2 separate regions of the Homo sapiens genome follow, and region 1 is linked to region 2. Evidence: read pairs that join two places in POLR2A ChIA-PET (ENCODE). Cell type or tissue: GM12878. All regions are shown on one strand.

Region 1 (8,000 bases), 460 kb after region 2:
GCTGAGACTACAGGCGCACACCACCATGCCCAACTAATTTTTTTTTTTTTGTACAGATTAGGTCTCACTCTGTTGACCAGGCTGGTCTCCTGACCTCAAGTGATCCTCTTGCCTTGGCCTTCCAAAGCACTGAGATTACAGGCATTATCCCGTGCCTGGCCCTCTTTCTACACCTCAATCATTGTATCATTAGCCTGAGCTGCCCATATTCCTTATTCTGCCCATCCATGACCAATCTCCTCCTTTAACATAACTTCCATCTCGATATCATGGGGCCTGCTGGGCACTGCAAACAGCCTAAGGAAAGTGGAAATTTTACTTAACCTTAAATTCTATTACAATGTCCACATTGAACATAATTTATATTTGAACTATAAAATTTTCTGTAAGTTGAAACATGACTTATAAAGGTCTCTACACCCTGAAGCAACGTTTTAGAAAGATATCAATTGGTGCTTTTCTGCAGAAACCATTAACCATAGGAGAGATAAAGGAAAAACTTCAATGTACTGATTGAACTTCCATGCCCATAGCTTAATTTCTAAAAGGCAACCATTCCATACTGTTAAACTGACTTAGGTTGTTATTGCTGTTATTAAAGAGACCCTCAAAGCTAGAAGTTGAACCTTGACTGTAGTTCTTGCACGTACACGCACACTCTTGCAACTGAAACCACTCAGATTGTCCTAATGCTGTTCCCCATAGCAACACCACCTGGAATTTTACGTTTGATTTTAAGCATCAGTCCTAATCTTCACTTGCACCCGAACACACTGCACCTGTGAGAGCCACGTGACATTAAAAAAATCCCTTCAGTGAGGCCGGGCATGGTGGCTCACGCCTGTAATCCCAGCCCTTTGGGAGGCCAAGGCAGATGGATCGTGAGGTCAAGAGATTGAGACACTCCTGGCCAACATGGTGAAACCCTGTCTCTACTAAAAATACAAAAATTAGCTGGGCGTGGTGATGCGTGCCTGTAGTTCCAGCTACTCGGGAGGTTGAGGCAGGAGAATCGCTTGAGCCCGGGAGGCAGAAGTTGCAGGAGCCGAGATCACACCACTGCACTCCAGCCTGGCAACAGAGGGAGACTGTCTGAAACAAATAAATCCCTTCAGTGCCTTGATCCTTCCAGATTCAGATCCAAGATAGATGACATTTGTCCCTCATCCGAGTTCAAACACCAAGATAAAGATTTCTTCTGGCCGGGCGCGGTGGTTCACGCCTGTAATCCCAGCACTTTGGGAGGCAGAGGCGGGCGGATCACCTGAGGTCAGGAATTTGAGACCAGCCTGGCCAACGTGTTCAAACCCTGTCTCCACTAAAAATAACAAAAATGGCTCGGCATGGTGGCTCACACCTGTAATCCCAGCTACTCGGGAGGCTGAGGCAGGAGAATCGCTTGAACCTGGGAGGTGGAGGTTGCAGTGAGCCGAGATCGCGCCATTGCACTCCAGCCTGGGCAACAAGAGAGCAAAACTCCGTCTCAAAAAGAAAACAAAAGAAAAGATTTCTTCTGCATGCATGGCTCAGCTCTGTGGTCCGCTAGGGTCCTTCCTCAATCCGCTTGCAACCTATGGAATTAGGAAAGACTGAACCAACCTAGATTTATTAATATTTTAGTATAACATAATACAGTGTTACTTATCATAGCATTGACCGTATATGCCCTTTTGCTCCTTGGAGGAAAGGTAATTAATAGCTATTATGTGAGTTAATAAAATAAGCCCAGGATTTATGAGTGTAACTAACCTGTTCCCGTTGGTTTTCCTTGTCTCCTGCAGGCAGAGAGCTGATCAAAACCACAAAAGCAAAGCAGTGCCCCTGGCCCAGTTCTGAAGCCAAGCTTCCTTAACCACCCAGACCCATCTCTGGTTACGACTTGCTGTGGATTCTCAGGTGACTCCATCTCAGGATACAGGGACTGAGAGGGTGTATGCAATATCTCAGACCCAGAAACTGTTGATTCTGTCTAAAAACACAGCAATAACCACATCCCACCCTCTTGATTTAAATGAAAGTGTTTGGGGGAATAAAAGATGAACCTTTTTTTTTTCTTTGTCAGATCTTGCGCTCATTTGGTTCTGGTGGGGAACAACAGCTGTGAGAGAACACGTGTATTCAATTAGAATTAATCCCCCTCTCTTATTCTCACAGCTGAGCAGGACTCAAGTGCCTCTCATCTGAAAGAGGTAATAAGATTTAATCTGTCTCCTCATCTACCTTCTGCAAGTATACTGAACAAATTAGCTCTCGGGACTCTTCCAAATGGAGTTTTATGAGGGATTTGCTAAGGTAAACGTTTTAGACTTTGAACACAGTTCAGATTTCAGGGGCAGTACTGAAATCTCAACACACAATAACTTTGAACTAAAGACACGTTCAACTCAAGACACAATAACTTTGAACTAAAATAATTATATTTTTGTTGTTTTCCACTCTGTCCCCACGTCTATATCACCACCACCCCCAATTCCGCCCCCCAGGAGCTAACTCCTCCTTCCTGTCCCTGCAAGATTAAAACTCCTCCTGGAAGCCCCGCTAGCTCTGTCTGCTCGCCTTCGTGGCAGATATCGCTATTGTACTTTTATACTCATTTGTGTGATAAGTACTTCAATGTCCACTTCTTCCACGACCCCCTGAGCCCCTGGAGGGCCTGGACCACACCTAGTTTTTCTCACTGTTACATCTCCCTTGCCAGACACATGGTAGGAGCTTCATAAGTATTTGGTGAACGGATGGCTTGTTTGGTGACAGTCCAAAGGCTGGGGGACAGAGGGAAAGCTCCTTCCTATCGGGCTCCAGATGTGTGGCGCTGATGGAGAGGAGGCTAGGATAACGCCTCCAGGACAGAAGCGCGCACCCCTAAGGCCCCTGCCAAAAAGACCTTCCTGAAGGCGGAGGAACTGCGAGAGTGCCTACGTTGGCCCAAGGCCTGACCCGACGATCCCGGGGACCCTCGCCCTAACCGGCCCCGCCTCCCGGGCCCCTAACCCGGACTCGGCCCCGCCCAAAGCTCCGGATCCTGGGGCCCGCCCCTGGCCCCGCTTCGGCAGACCGTGGGCTCGCTCCTGGGCCTGCCTCAAACCCTCCGCAGGTAACGCCTCCCGAACTTGAGCCACACTCCAAACCCCTCCTCAAACCCCTCCCCGTTTCTCACACCCTGGACCCCTCGCTCCGTCTCGGCCCCACCCCAAGCCCAGCTCCCTCTCGGCCCCTGAGCCCAGCCCCGACCCGCCTCCCAGTCCCTTGGTCCCTACCGACACCTGCCCCTCCCTAAGCTCCGCCTCCCAGGGCCCGCCTCCTGAGCGCAGCCCGCAGCCCGGACTCTGCCCCGCCTCCCGGACCCTGGGCCCCTCCCCATGTCGGCCCGTCCTAAGCTCCGCCTCCCAGAGTCCGAGCAGCGCCTGGCCACGTGCTACGACATAGTCAACGCCCCGCCCTGGCCCCGCCTCCTGAGCCCTTCTCCGGGTCTGCCCTTAGCCCCGCCCTAAGACCTGTCTCCTGGGCTCTGCTCCGAGTCTCGCCTCCTGAACCCAATCATCGTTTACCCCCACCCTAACGCCCCGCCTCCAGGACCCTTATCCTGCCCCCACGCAAGGCCCCGACTCCAGGACGCCTCCAACCTGGACGCTTCCGAAGCCCCGCTTCCAGGATCGCCCTGTCCTGGCCCCGCCCCAGGACCCGCCAACCAGAACTCTCCCCAGGACCTGCCCCAACGACGCTTATCCTGGCCCTACCCCAGGCCTCGCCCTCATGACGCTCATCCTGGCCCCACCCCAGGTCCCGCCTCATAACGCTCATCCTGGCCCCGCCCTAGAGCCGCCCCCACGACTCTCCTCCTCACCCTACCCCCAGGCCCCGCCCCCTCTCTGCCCCCGCCCACTGCCCTGGGCCCGCCCCCTCTTCAGTCCAGGCCTGGCTTCCGCCCGGTCTCCGGGCAACGCTGCGGCCCCGCCCACGTCATGGCGCCCGAGGAGAACGCGGGGACCGAACTCTTGCTGCAGAGTTTGGAGCGCCGCTTCCTGGCGGCGCGTGCACTGCGCTCCTTCCCCTGGCAGGTGGGCGGCGGGGCGAGCGGAGAGGCCCGCGGGGCTCGCGGGAGTCCAGGGGCAGATGGGATGGGTCTCTGTGCTGAAGCCCCCGGCGCTCACGCCACGTGAGTGCCTGGGCTCCCGCCGGTCAGGTCCGCGCGACCCGTTTCCCGTCCCTGGGGCCTGGCCAGAGTCGCTCGCACCCCTCCTGCCCCGCGTGCTGGCGGCGTAAGCTGGGGGCCTCTCCACCATCTTGGGGGGCAGAGGCGCACTCGTTGTGGGGTACAGTTCACTATCATTTTCACGACTTTTTAAAGGCAGTAACCGTTCTGGTCACTGGGACAGAGCTGCCCTCGCCCATTCTAAAAAGTCAGCGCCCTCAGGACCGCGGGTAACCACGTCCTCCTGAGCGTGGTGACCAGGTCACAGGCTGTCCCTCGTGCCTCAGTGTTCTCATCTGTATGTCGAGCACTGCACAGAATTGGCTCATGCTCTGAGGCTCTCACGCCTGTGATGGAAGAGACAGAGAAGGGGGTGGCCTCTCGTCTCCCTGGGGACCTGCCATTCTCAGCACAGGCGCATGGCAGGCAGCAGCCTCCCTTCTGCCAGTAGAGGGGCTTAATGCACCCGGCCCCATTTGTAATCCATGTGCGGTGAGCTCACTGGGATGAGTCAGTTTGGATATATATTCCTCCCTGGGTCTGCCCCATTTTATGGGGTGTTGCTTAATCATTTGCGCTATTCCATTGACATGAAATATTTAGCACTCAGAGATCATTTCTGGTCAGGAGAAATTTGTGCATTTTTAACCCAAAATAGAAACCTTCATAAAAGCATCATAGGTCTCCATTCAATATTGACTATAATTGTTCACATGCCACGCTGAAAGCTAACTTGGGCTCACCCTCAACACCCACGAGGTGGGTACTATTATCATCACTCACATTTGACCAGAGGGATTGTTTGATTAGGTGCAGTAGTTGAGAGTTCAGACCCAGGAGACAGCCTGCCTGCTTCGAATCCTGGCCCAACCCCTGGCCCTGTGTGACCTTGGGCAAGTGCATCTCTCTGTGCTGTTGTTTTCTTATTAATAAAATGGGGGATATAATGATACCTACCTCTTAGGGTTGTTGTCAGGGTTGAGTACAAAAGCCTGTGGATCAGTGCCTGGCTCATGGTAAATGCATGTTGGTGTTAGCTAGTGTTTTTATTCAGTCTCAAAATGTTTAATAAATGCCTTCCGTGAGCCAGGCACCATGGATCAGCAGTACCTATGACAGATGAGGCTCTGCTTGCATGGGAGAGCCAGAGAATAAACAAATAAATGAAGAAACAAGAAAAGACCAGATGAGAGTGGCTTTAAAGCCAATAAAACAGGGAAATGGTGAATGGAGCAACTGGGGAGAAGAGTCACCAAAGTCGGGGAATCAGGGAAGCCTTCCCCAAAGAGGTGGCATTTGAAATGGGGCCTGAGTGGTGAAGCAGCCAGCCATGGGAAGGGCTTGGGGAACAGGATATGCAAACGTCCTGTGGTGGAAACAAGCCAGCTGTTGTTGAGGAACAACAGCAAGGCAGCCAGTGTGGCTGGAGTGGAGTGAGCAGGGTGGGCCAGGGGCGAGGGAGAACAGGCCAGAGAGAGGGATTAGGACCAGGTCTTGTAGGACCTTTTACGGCATGGAAGGAGCTCTGAAGCAATGAAGTGCCTTGCCCTGTGTCACATACCAGCCGAGACAGTCTACCTAATTCGGGAGCCAAAGTTCGCTGCTGGGCTTGAGGCCCCTGTAAGAGGACAATGTAACCCAGGCTGGTATGGGAACATTCTGCATTTCCACTTAAACTCAGATGGCAAGCCCATCAAACCTTGGTGCCATGGCTGCCCTGGTAACCAGTGCAATCCTGGCTGACAAGTGCAACCAGGGAGCTGGCCCATGACCCGGGTGGCCGCTAAGTAGCCAGGACTAATGCGGCCAAGAGTCAGTCTTCTAGCCTTCTTCCTGTGACTCATCCAGGTGCACCCTGCAACATCTGAAGGTCAGGCTTTCAGCTGCTGTGGCTTCCACTTCCAACTGGCTCCACGTCCCCGGGGAGAGATCACACAGCGCTTTGCCAACACATTCTATTGCGTGCTTAATGTTCCTGTGAATGCACCCTTGAGATTTCTCTCTCTCCCCTCCACACAGAGCTTAGAAGCAAAGTTAAGAGACTCATCAGATTCTGAGCTGCTGCGGGATATTTTGCAGAAGGTAAGAATTCCAGAGTCCCTGGGACTCATGACCCTGCCTCCTGAATCTCTCCGGAAGACCTGAGAGAAGAAGCACAGGTGTGCTTGTACCCTTTAAAAACACCCCTGTTCAAAGAACAAAACCATTGAGTCAGCACTGCAGGTGGGTGTCGTCACCTCCGACAGCTCCAGCTCTTTCATTTTCTAAGACTTAGACAAAGACATCAGAATATACAAAAATCTGCATGAGAGGGGGGAATCTAGGGAAAGTTTTTAAACCATCCACAGCAAAAACAGAGATGACAGGTGCAAAACAGCTTCTAGAATTTGGTAGATGTTCAGAGACTTTCTTTTTTGCATTCATGAGGCCTGTCCTGCCCACTCCTGTCTCTTCTAGACCTAAATGGGCCCTTACTTTGCCCAGGGTGGGGTTTGGACTCAAGAGCATCTGCATGCAGGTGAGAGGCAGGATCACCACCCGGCCCAGCCACAGCCTGACCTTGGCCTTGAGGGCCAAGTGCAGATCACCCTGCATCCTGGGTCTTCACCTTCGAAGGGCCATGAGTCCTTCTGAAAAGAGAAAGCAATAGACTCCCTCCCAGAAAGAAGTGCACCAGAAGAATACATTTTCCATACAAACTCGAGGCAGACATCCTCCACCCCCACCCACCCAGCCCATCCTAGGATCCCCAGTGAAGAATTCCTGTGCTAGAGGTGAACCAAGATTATCCATGTGGAAAAGATGCAGCCACAGCAGGGAAGACTTTTGGGGCAATGCAGTAGGTCAGGGCTTCGAGCATGGAGATACCTGAAGTTATCTCGCACCCTGCTCTGAGTTTCACCCTGAGCCTCACTCTCGTAGGTGGTGAAGCATGAAATGTAGGGATAGCTGCTTTAAAACCCAGCAGAAGGCTGGGCGCACTGGCTCACACCTGTAATCCCAGGACTTTGGGAAGCTGAGGTGGATGGATCACCTAAGGTCAGGAGTTCAAGACCGGCCTAGCCAACATGGCAAAAACCCATCTCTACTAAAAATACAAAAATTAGCTGGGCGTAGTGGTGCACGCCTATAGTACCAGCTACTCAGGAGGCTGAGGCAGGAGAATCGCTTGAACCCAGGAGGCAGAGGCTGTGGTGAGCCAAGATCGGGCCACTGCACTCCAGCCTGGGCAACAGAGCGAGACTGTGTCAGAAAAAATGAAAAACCAGCACGAGCATGAAGAGCCTGTGTATTGCGTGGGGTACTTTGCTGCCCTTGGGCAGAATCTGCATCCCTCCCAGCCAGCAGGCACTGCAGACTGTCTCCTCCCTCTCCCTCCAGGCTCCTGTTTTCCCACCATCCCCACTCCTGCTGCACCAGTCCCTCTGCCCTCCTTTCCAAGTGCCAGGACATGGCCACCTCAGAGCTTGCATCACCTGTTGCCACTGTCTGGAACTTGCTCGTCCTGCACTTGGTTTCTCTCGGCTTTAGCTGGAGTGTCACCCAGAGCGTCCCCTCCCCTCCATCCCATCCCCAGGAACACACGCTGCAAGAGAGCAGTTGCCAAGTGGGCCTTCCCTCCTCTTCCATAGAGCCAGACAGTTGGCGACTGTCTTTACTGCAAACCCTGGTTCACACTGGCTCCCCTGGGAGGGAGGTGGTTTGGGCCCACGTGCCCTGCGTTCTTGCTCAGAATGGGCATTAGAAATGCTGCCATAGCCTGTGACACTGCAGTGGAAGCATTTTTAGGAAATGGCTTATATCATAA
Region 2 (8,000 bases):
GGCTGGGAGGGAGTAAGTGGTGATGGTATCCAGCAGAAGTTTCCTGAGAAACCCGTGGAGTGTCCTGATATAGCCTTGTGGACCTGCTCCGTGTGTGTGCCCTCACCTTTGTGTGTGTGATTTTGCATGTGTATGTGTGTGCCTGTGTGAGTGCACATGTGTGGTGGCATGTGTGCATGTGCAGATGGACATATGTGCAGCTGTGCGCACACAAGCGTGTGTGACTAAGTGCATGTATGTGTGGCTGTGTGTGCACACGTGGGCATCTGTGTTGGGAGCAGGCCCATGGTGGTCCTTGATATCACCACCTACTGATAACCTTCCCATGATAAGAGGTGACGAGCTGTTTCTGTAATCTCCTGAGTACGCGTTAAATATTCATCAATGAGAGAAGCATTTGTGCCGGTTGACATCTTTGCATTATGGCTTTGCTCCTGGATTCCTCCGAAGTTTTGGTTGGCTCCTAGGAAAATGTCTCTCCTGATATATAGATCGTGTAGTCTCTCTAAATTATGGAAATCAGCATGTGAAACTGTATCAGGTGGGATAACTCTGTGCCTTTCTGCTTAGTGGCTTGAAGTACTTGAAGAAAATATGCTGTTTTCTTTCCTTGGAGCCTTTCAGAAATGTTTTCCAAAAGTGATACATGCTTGTTAAAAAAAAAAAAAGAAGGAAAGATATGAAGTAGAGAATGAAAATCACAGGTGAATCCATTCCCCAGGGATATTCATTAACATTCTAGTGCAAATCTTTCCAGACCCTTGAATAAATGTCCCTTTTAACAAAAATAGGATCATGGTCCACACGTTGCTGTGTAACCTGCCGTGTTCATTTACTGATGCATGCTATATATCTTCCCATGTCAATAAGTAGAGAGTTGTGTATTTTTAACAGTTGCCATAGTATTTTATATATGAATGGGGCCATACTTGACAGAACTATTCCAGTTTTTTACTCTTTCTAAATAATGCTGTGAGAAATATCTTTGTAGATCATCTTTGGACCTCTGTCTGAGTGCTTCCTTAAAAGAAACTGCAGTAGAAGTTGCTGCATTGGAAGTCGTTGTTGTTTTTTGTTTTGTTTTTTTGAGACGCAGTTTTGCTCTTATTGCCCAGGCTAGAGTGCAGTGGCTCAATCTCGGCTCACTGCAACCTCCACCTTCTGGTTTCAAGCGATTCTCCTGCCTCAGCCTCCCAAGTCGCTGGGATTACAGGTGCCCACCACCACGCCCAGCTAATTTTTTTGTATTTTTAGTGGAGATGGGGTTTCACCATGTTGGTCAGGCTGGTCTCGAACTGCTGACCTCGTGATCCACTAGCCTCGGCCTCCCAAAGTGTTGGGATTACAGGCGTGAGCCACCGCACCCAGCCTGCATTGGAAGTTTTGACATTGAAAGCTTTGATCCATGTTGTCGTTTTCCCAGTGGAATGAATGATCTATTGAATTCTGCTCTTTTTGTGCCTCCCTCCTCACTGGAATTTTCCTTCATGCCTTTCATAAGGAATGTGGACTTTTTTTCAAACTCTAGATGCGTCTGTTACTAGAGTGGAGAGTCTACCTTCGTCTCACATGTGCCACAAAGGATGGCATGGCCCGGGAGTGCCCCACCACGTGGCTTTCACCCCCTGCAAAGCCAGACTTCGCCCAGCGACACAGTGTCAAGCCCACAGCTCTCCAAGGAGGAAGATGGTCCAGGCTGGGAGCATCCCCTTAGCAGCAGCCTCTGGTAAGTGTCCTGGCCCTGCAGGCTGGGCCTGCTTGTTGGGTGATGGGACGGTGAGCCCAGAGGGAGCTTTGCAAGATCATCAGAGGGTCAAGGGAAAAGGAAAGACAGCCAGGCCTTATAGTAACCAAGGAAGGCCCAGGCCCAGTCTGTGGCCCTTAACTGTCAGAGGCCCTGCCTCCATTTTTTTTTGTTTGTTTGTTTGAGACAATGTCTGGTTCTGTGGTCCAGGCTGGAGTGCAGAGGTGCAATCTTGGCTTACTGCAACCTCTGCCTCCCAGGTTCAAGCCATCCTCCCACCTCAGCCTCTCAAGTAGCTGGGACTACAGATGCATACCTGTAGTCCTGGCCAATTTCTGTATTTTTTGTAGAGATGGGGTTCCGCCATGTTGCCCAGGCTGGTCTCTAACTCATGAGCTCAGTCCATCCGCCTACCTCAGCCTCTCAAAGTGCGGGGATTACATGCATGAGTCATTGCATCTGATCAGGAGGCCTTATCTTCTGAGTGGACTGGGGTGGTGGCCCATGAACAGGATGGGGATCACGCAATCCCCTGCAACCCTCTTCGGCTTCGTGACACAAATGCAAGTTACCTCAAGAGGTTCTCCCTGACCTTGGTGATGCCGTGGGCACTCACAGAAGCCTCCTCTGTGCTGCAGGGAGGCTGTGTCTTACTCATGCAGGGTGGTGGAGGGGCGCCTCTTAGCAGAAGATGATGAAAGGCTGTCCCCTCTCAGGAAGGAGAAGGTCCTTGTCTGTTCCAAGGCAAAGAACTGGACAAGAAGGAGGAGGTTCATTCAGTACATTGAGTCTGATCCTCCCTGCTGTAGCTGGAGCACGGTCCCTGAAGCTGGCTGAAGTGCTAAAGCAGGGGCTAGCAAACTGTGGCCGAATCCCACCTGCTGCCTGTTTGTATAAATAAAGTTTTATTGGGACACAACCATGCCCACCATTCACTTCTATTCCAGGGCTGCCTCTGTACCGTAGCGGCAGAATGGAGTAGCTAAGACACAGACCAAATGGCCCACAGAATCCCAAATATTTGCCATCCTGTCCTCTATAGAGAAAGTGTGCTGACCCCTGCCCTAGAGATTTGTAGTGAGGGGGCAGCAGAAGGCCTGGGGCTGGGGTACATTCAGGAGCCGAGACCCTCTTCACCCATAAGAAGCCCCTGCCACATCATCTCACCTTTAACTCACCCAGAGGACCTCAAATCCCGGGCTCGGGCCTGGGGAACATACCAGGGGTGGTAGCATTTTAAAAACATTCGGTAGATGTTACTGGCCCAAGAGAGAGCCATTTAAATACTCATATTTATCAAAAGCCCAGCTGCACTGCCTTGACCCGTGGAGGATTGTGAGTTCTTTGTGCCCGAAACCTTCCAGTTTCAGTTCTGCCTTGCATGATATTGGTTAGTTTCTTCTCTCCCCATCCCCCCCGCCACACTTTTTTCTGTCAGAACAAAGAATGCTTTTTGCACTCTAGATCTGTGGTTTGTAAGGCCAAGTAATTTTTCTAAGCCCCTAACACATTAGGAGCCCTTACAGACCATTTTGAAGAGAAAGCACCATTTGAAGCTAGAGAAAAGTTAGTGACTCTTGGAAAGAGACCGGAAGTCTCGTGGAACACACCAGCCTTCCAGAGGAGTGTGTGCTCTAAGGGCTTTCTCCAGCCCCGGGGCAGCTTGACAACAGTCCACATGGATTACAGGAGGCAGGAAGCCACCCAGGGGCTTCTTGTTGCGCAGTGGCTGCTTTTGCGTAGCTGGAAGTGCTTCTCGGGTGGGCTGCTGGCTAAGCCAGGCGCCATGCTGGGTCCTTGCCCGTGTGATCCCATGTCCCATGTCACTCCCATGCAGCTCAGCGGGGCTCAGAGGTCCTGTGGCTGCACATGTCACTTGGTTAGTGAGCATGGGAGCTGGAGTTGGAACGCAGGCAGTGCTGTTGGCCTCTGTGTGTCCTGCTGGTCTCCCACTCCCCTTGCATGGTCTCTTGACCCTATTACAGTAGCTTCCTCAAGGGAATGACAGTGAATGCTGAAAGAGCTAAAAGGCTGCTTCTGCCACTCATGCATTCAATGGCCCCTTCGTCCCTGAGTGACCAATGGGCAGCTCACCCAGCACCCCAAAGCCCCAGTCTGCCTACAGCTATGCAGCTGGGGCCACACTTTGCTGTGGGCTGCTAAGTGCTGGTTACCTTGTGACTGTTTTCATTATTTTATCTAACAAAACAAATAAACCAAACCAAATAATTTTTTTATAATACATTAAGGGCCGGGCACAATAGCTCATGCCTGTAATCCCAATACTTTGGAGGCCAAGGTGGGAAGATTGCTTCAGCCGAGGAGCTGGAGACCACCCTGGGCAACATAGCAAGAATCCTCTCTCCACACACACAAAAAAAATAGCCAGGTGTGGTGGCATGCGCCTGTGATCCCAGCTGAGGTGGGAGGATCATTTGAGCCTGGGAGGTCAAAACTGTAGTGAGGTACGATCATGCCACTGCAGTCCAGCCTGGGCAGCAGAGCGAGACCCATCTCAAAAAAATAAAAATGTGTTAAGGCGTCCACATCACTTCTGTGGAGCATTAGAATGAAGGAGAGGGCTTTGCTTTACAGCAACTTGGGCCGGCTGTGGGGACCACTGCAGTCTCTGAAGTGGGTCAGTCACTCATTCACTCATGCCTTCATTCATTGAGAGAGCCTCTGTATCAGGTGCCTGGATCGCTGCCCCTCACTGGCTGCCCCTGCCTCCCCTCTTGCTAAAAGCACCTTTCTGTTCTTGTCTAAGGCCCCGGAGGGACTCGCATCCCCCTACTGTGAAATCTAAACTGCCACATGGCTCATGGGGCCTCCTCACGCTCTCCAGACTAATTCCCGCCTCACCACGCTCTTCCTTGCCTCTGACCCTGCTGTTGTCATCTGCTGCTCCCTCTCCACCTGCCTGCCCACCCCCACCCAGCTTTCAGAATGCGGCCCAGGCATCGCTTTCCCAGGAAGCCTTCCTTGGCATGCCGACCACACCACCACTGGCTGAACTGTGTCCTCTGGGCCCCTGTGGCACCCTGTCCTCTGGGGCCCAGCCACCCTTGGGGCTTCTGCCCAGAGTATCAGCCTACCTCACTCTTCAAGGCCTGCCCGCATACTGTCTCCTCCTTGCTTCCCAGCACTGAGTCACACCCTGCACAATGCTTGTGCCAGCCTGCAATGACCTCTTTTCTGTGTCTCCCATGGACTGCAGGTCCCTGAAGAGCTTGTGTGTTTTTCACCTTTTTGTCCTAAGTGTACTGCCTGGCACATGAGAAAGCACTAAGTAAATATTGGATGAAAGGATGGCTGGGTGCATGGATGGGTGGGTGGGTGGATGGATGGATAGATGAACAGATGGATAGGATATGGTGGGTGGATGGATGGATGAGTGGGTGGATGGATGGGTGGATGGATGGATGGATGGATGGATGGACTTATGGATGGACAGGTGAGTAGATGGATAGAATAGTGGGTGGATGGATGGATGGATGGATGGATGGATGGATGAGTGGGTGGATGGATGAGTGGGTGGATGGATGGGTGGGTGGATGGATGGATGGATGGATAGATGGGTAAGTGGGTAAGTGGATGGATGGATGGGTGAGTGGATGGATGGATGGACAGATGAGTAGATGGATAGAATAGTGGGTGGATGGATGGGTGGGCGGGCAGGTGGATGGATGAATGGGTGGATTGATGGATGAATGGTTAAGTAGTATCTCCCATGTGAAAGGCACAGTCACCTGTCACAGGGTGCACATGGGGTGCATTAGGCTTGATTTGTACTCTGCAGACTATGGGGGAAGCTGAGGAGGAAGACTTGACCAGTCTTGGTGATGAGAAGGCCTTCACCCTATGAACACAACCAAGTCTTAGCCCTCTCTCCTGCTCCTTTAAACTCTGAACTCTAGGATGGGAGAATGGGAACTTTTGCAGGTTGAGATTCATAGTGAAATCGGGTCAAGAAGTGATCAGATGCAAAGCACAGGGCAGTTCATTACTATACCATGGCTGAGGTCTTCCTGGGCACCAGGCCCTGGTCTCAGCACTTGGCTCAGTCTGCACCTTGGACCCTGCCAGAGCCCTCCACAGCAGGTGCTCTCAGGCAAGGCTGTGTGTTGCTGGCCAGACGCCTTCTGACCAGCGTGCTTTCTTGACCACAGATCCCTTGGCCAAGCAGGAGGGAACCATTAGCAGCCTGAGGAGCTGGCTGGCTGGGAGCCTCGGGGACCGCCCAGCCTTGCTCCCAGCTCACCCACAAGATGTGGACAGCTCTTGTGCTCATTTGGATTTTCTCCTTGTCCTTATCTGAAAGCCATGCGGCATCCAACGATCCACGTAAGTGAGAAAGCTGTGTGACTGCTGGATGGGCCCACGGTGGCCACAAAGCATGCTGAGCCCTTGAAAGCAGCATCTGCAAACCCAGGCCAACGCGTCAGGAACCGCAGCCCTCCCAGGTGCCGCACAGGGAAGGGTTGTCAGGCCAACCTTCCTTCTCCAGGGCCATGGTGGGCAAAGAGCCCCTAGCAGGACCAGGCAGCTGAGCCCTGAAAGGTTTGCTCGCTTGGCCTGCAAGATTTGATGTCATCTCTAAATTGAATCTTCACTGGGGAATTGATTCCTTCATACATCAGATCTTTAACTGCGTTCCCACTCTGTGCCATTCATTTCCAAGAATTCCTGCAGTGAATCCTTTCACAAAGCCAAGCGTTCTTTTATGATGTGAATACCTGTGCAGTTTATCTGCTTTGTAAACCTGGGTGTGCGTTCAGTGGGCTTTTAATGGTGAATCACACCTGTTGTGTGAGACTTTTACTCTGATGTTTTGGGAATTGGATCAAATAGTGAAGGTCTGAAGCCTTCAATGGGCAGGGGGTTCATAGAGGGCAAAGGAGTTTTAAAATCAAATTGACAAGGGCTTTTTCAATGAGCTGCATGCCAACAGTGGGAAGAGAGATGGGGAGGAAGCATGTTCGCACATCACCTCCCCCGACTCTGGCTGGGCTGAGGAGGGGGCCCCACAGGCCTGGGTGGAAGCCGATCCCTGAGCAATCCCCCTGTGCAGGATTGAACATGATTGTCTCTCTTTTTCTCCTTTTTCTGACTTTAAGGCAACTTTGTCCCTAACAAAATGTGGAAGGGATTAGTCAAGAGGAATGCATCTGTGGAAACAGTTGATAATAAAACGTCTGAGGATGTAACCATGGCAGCAGCTTCTCCTGTCACATTGACCAAAGGGACTTCGGCAGCCCACCTCAACTCTATGGAAGTCACAACAGAGGACACAAGCAGGACAGATGTGAGTGAACCAGCAACTTCAGGAGGTGCAGCTGATGGTGTGACCTCCATTGCTCCCACGGCTGTGGCCTCCAGTACGACTGCGGCCTCCATTACGACTGCGGCCTCCAGTATGACTGTGGCCTCCAGTGCTCCCACGACTGCAGCCTCCAGTACAACTGTGGCCTCCATTGCTCCCACGACTGCAGCCTCCAGTATGACTGCGGCCTCCAGCACTCCCATGACACTTGCACTCCCCGCGCCCACGTCCACTTCCACAGGGCGGACCCCGTCCACTACCGCCACTGGGCATCCATCTCTCAGCACAGCCCTCGCACAAGTGCCAAAGAGCAGCGCGTTGCCAAGAACAGCAACCCTGGCCACATTGGCCACACGTGCTCAGACTGTAGCGACCACAGCAAACACAAGCAGCCCCATGAGCACTCGTCCAAGTCCTTCCAAGCACATGCCCAGTGACACCGCGGCAAGCCCTGTACCCCCTATGCGTCCCCAAGCACAAGGTCCCATTAGCCAGGTGTCAGTGGACCAGCCTGTGGTTAACACAACAAATAAATCCACACCCATGCCCTCAAACACAACCCCAGAGCCCGCCCCCACCCCCACAGTGGTGACCACCACCAAGGCACAAGCCAGGGAGCCAACTGCCAGCCCAGTGCCAGTACCTCACACCAGCCCAATCCCTGAGATGGAGGCCATGTCCCCCACGACACAGCCAAGCCCCATGCCATATACCCAGAGGGCCGCTGGGCCAGGCACATCCCAGGCACCGGAGCAGGTAGAGACTGAAGCCACACCAGGTACTGATTCCACTGGGCCAACACCCAGGAGCTCAGGGGGCACTAAGATGCCAGCCACGGACTCGTGCCAGCCCAGCACCCAAGGCCAGTACATGGTGGTCACCACTGAGCCCCTCACCCAGGCCGTGGTAGACAAAACTCTCCTTCTGGTGGTG

Evidence for each region. ChIA-PET counts read pairs that join two places held together with the same protein. Peaks named below come from ENCODE experiments on the same cell type or tissue, not always from the same donor. Only the 100,000 strongest peaks of a DNase experiment are listed, where the experiment ranks them.
Region 1: POLR2A ChIA-PET joins it to region 2 with 10 read pairs; 2 of 35 experiments call an interaction of 5 or more read pairs at or near these places.

The regions. Positions count from the first base shown.
Region 1 is chr11:67,801,276-67,809,275 of GRCh38, reverse strand. It overlaps the pseudogene FAM86C2P. Among named protein-coding and RNA genes, the nearest start is that of LINC02754, 79 kb to the left of the region's middle. RefSeq lists enhancers at 2,481-2,980, 2,981-3,482, 5,281-5,780, 5,781-6,282 and silencers at 3,226-3,535, 3,846-3,895. In GM12878, no CTCF peak of the experiment used is centred here; a DNase peak (open chromatin) is centred at 3,465; H3K4me3 peaks cover 1,318 bases; H3K27ac peaks cover 823 bases.
Region 2 is chr11:68,261,780-68,269,779 of GRCh38, reverse strand. It overlaps C11orf24 (chromosome 11 open reading frame 24), which reads left to right. Exons shown (of 4, transcript NM_022338.4): 2 at 1,529-1,726; 3 at 5,914-6,088; 4 at 6,862-8,000. The coding sequence starts at 6,013. Among named protein-coding and RNA genes, the nearest start is that of C11orf24, 6.2 kb to the left of the region's middle. RefSeq lists an enhancer at 1,303-2,502 and a silencer at 6,812-7,012. In GM12878, no CTCF peak of the experiment used is centred here; a DNase peak (open chromatin) is centred at 3,099; H3K4me3 peaks cover 2,995 bases; H3K27ac peaks cover 3,350 bases.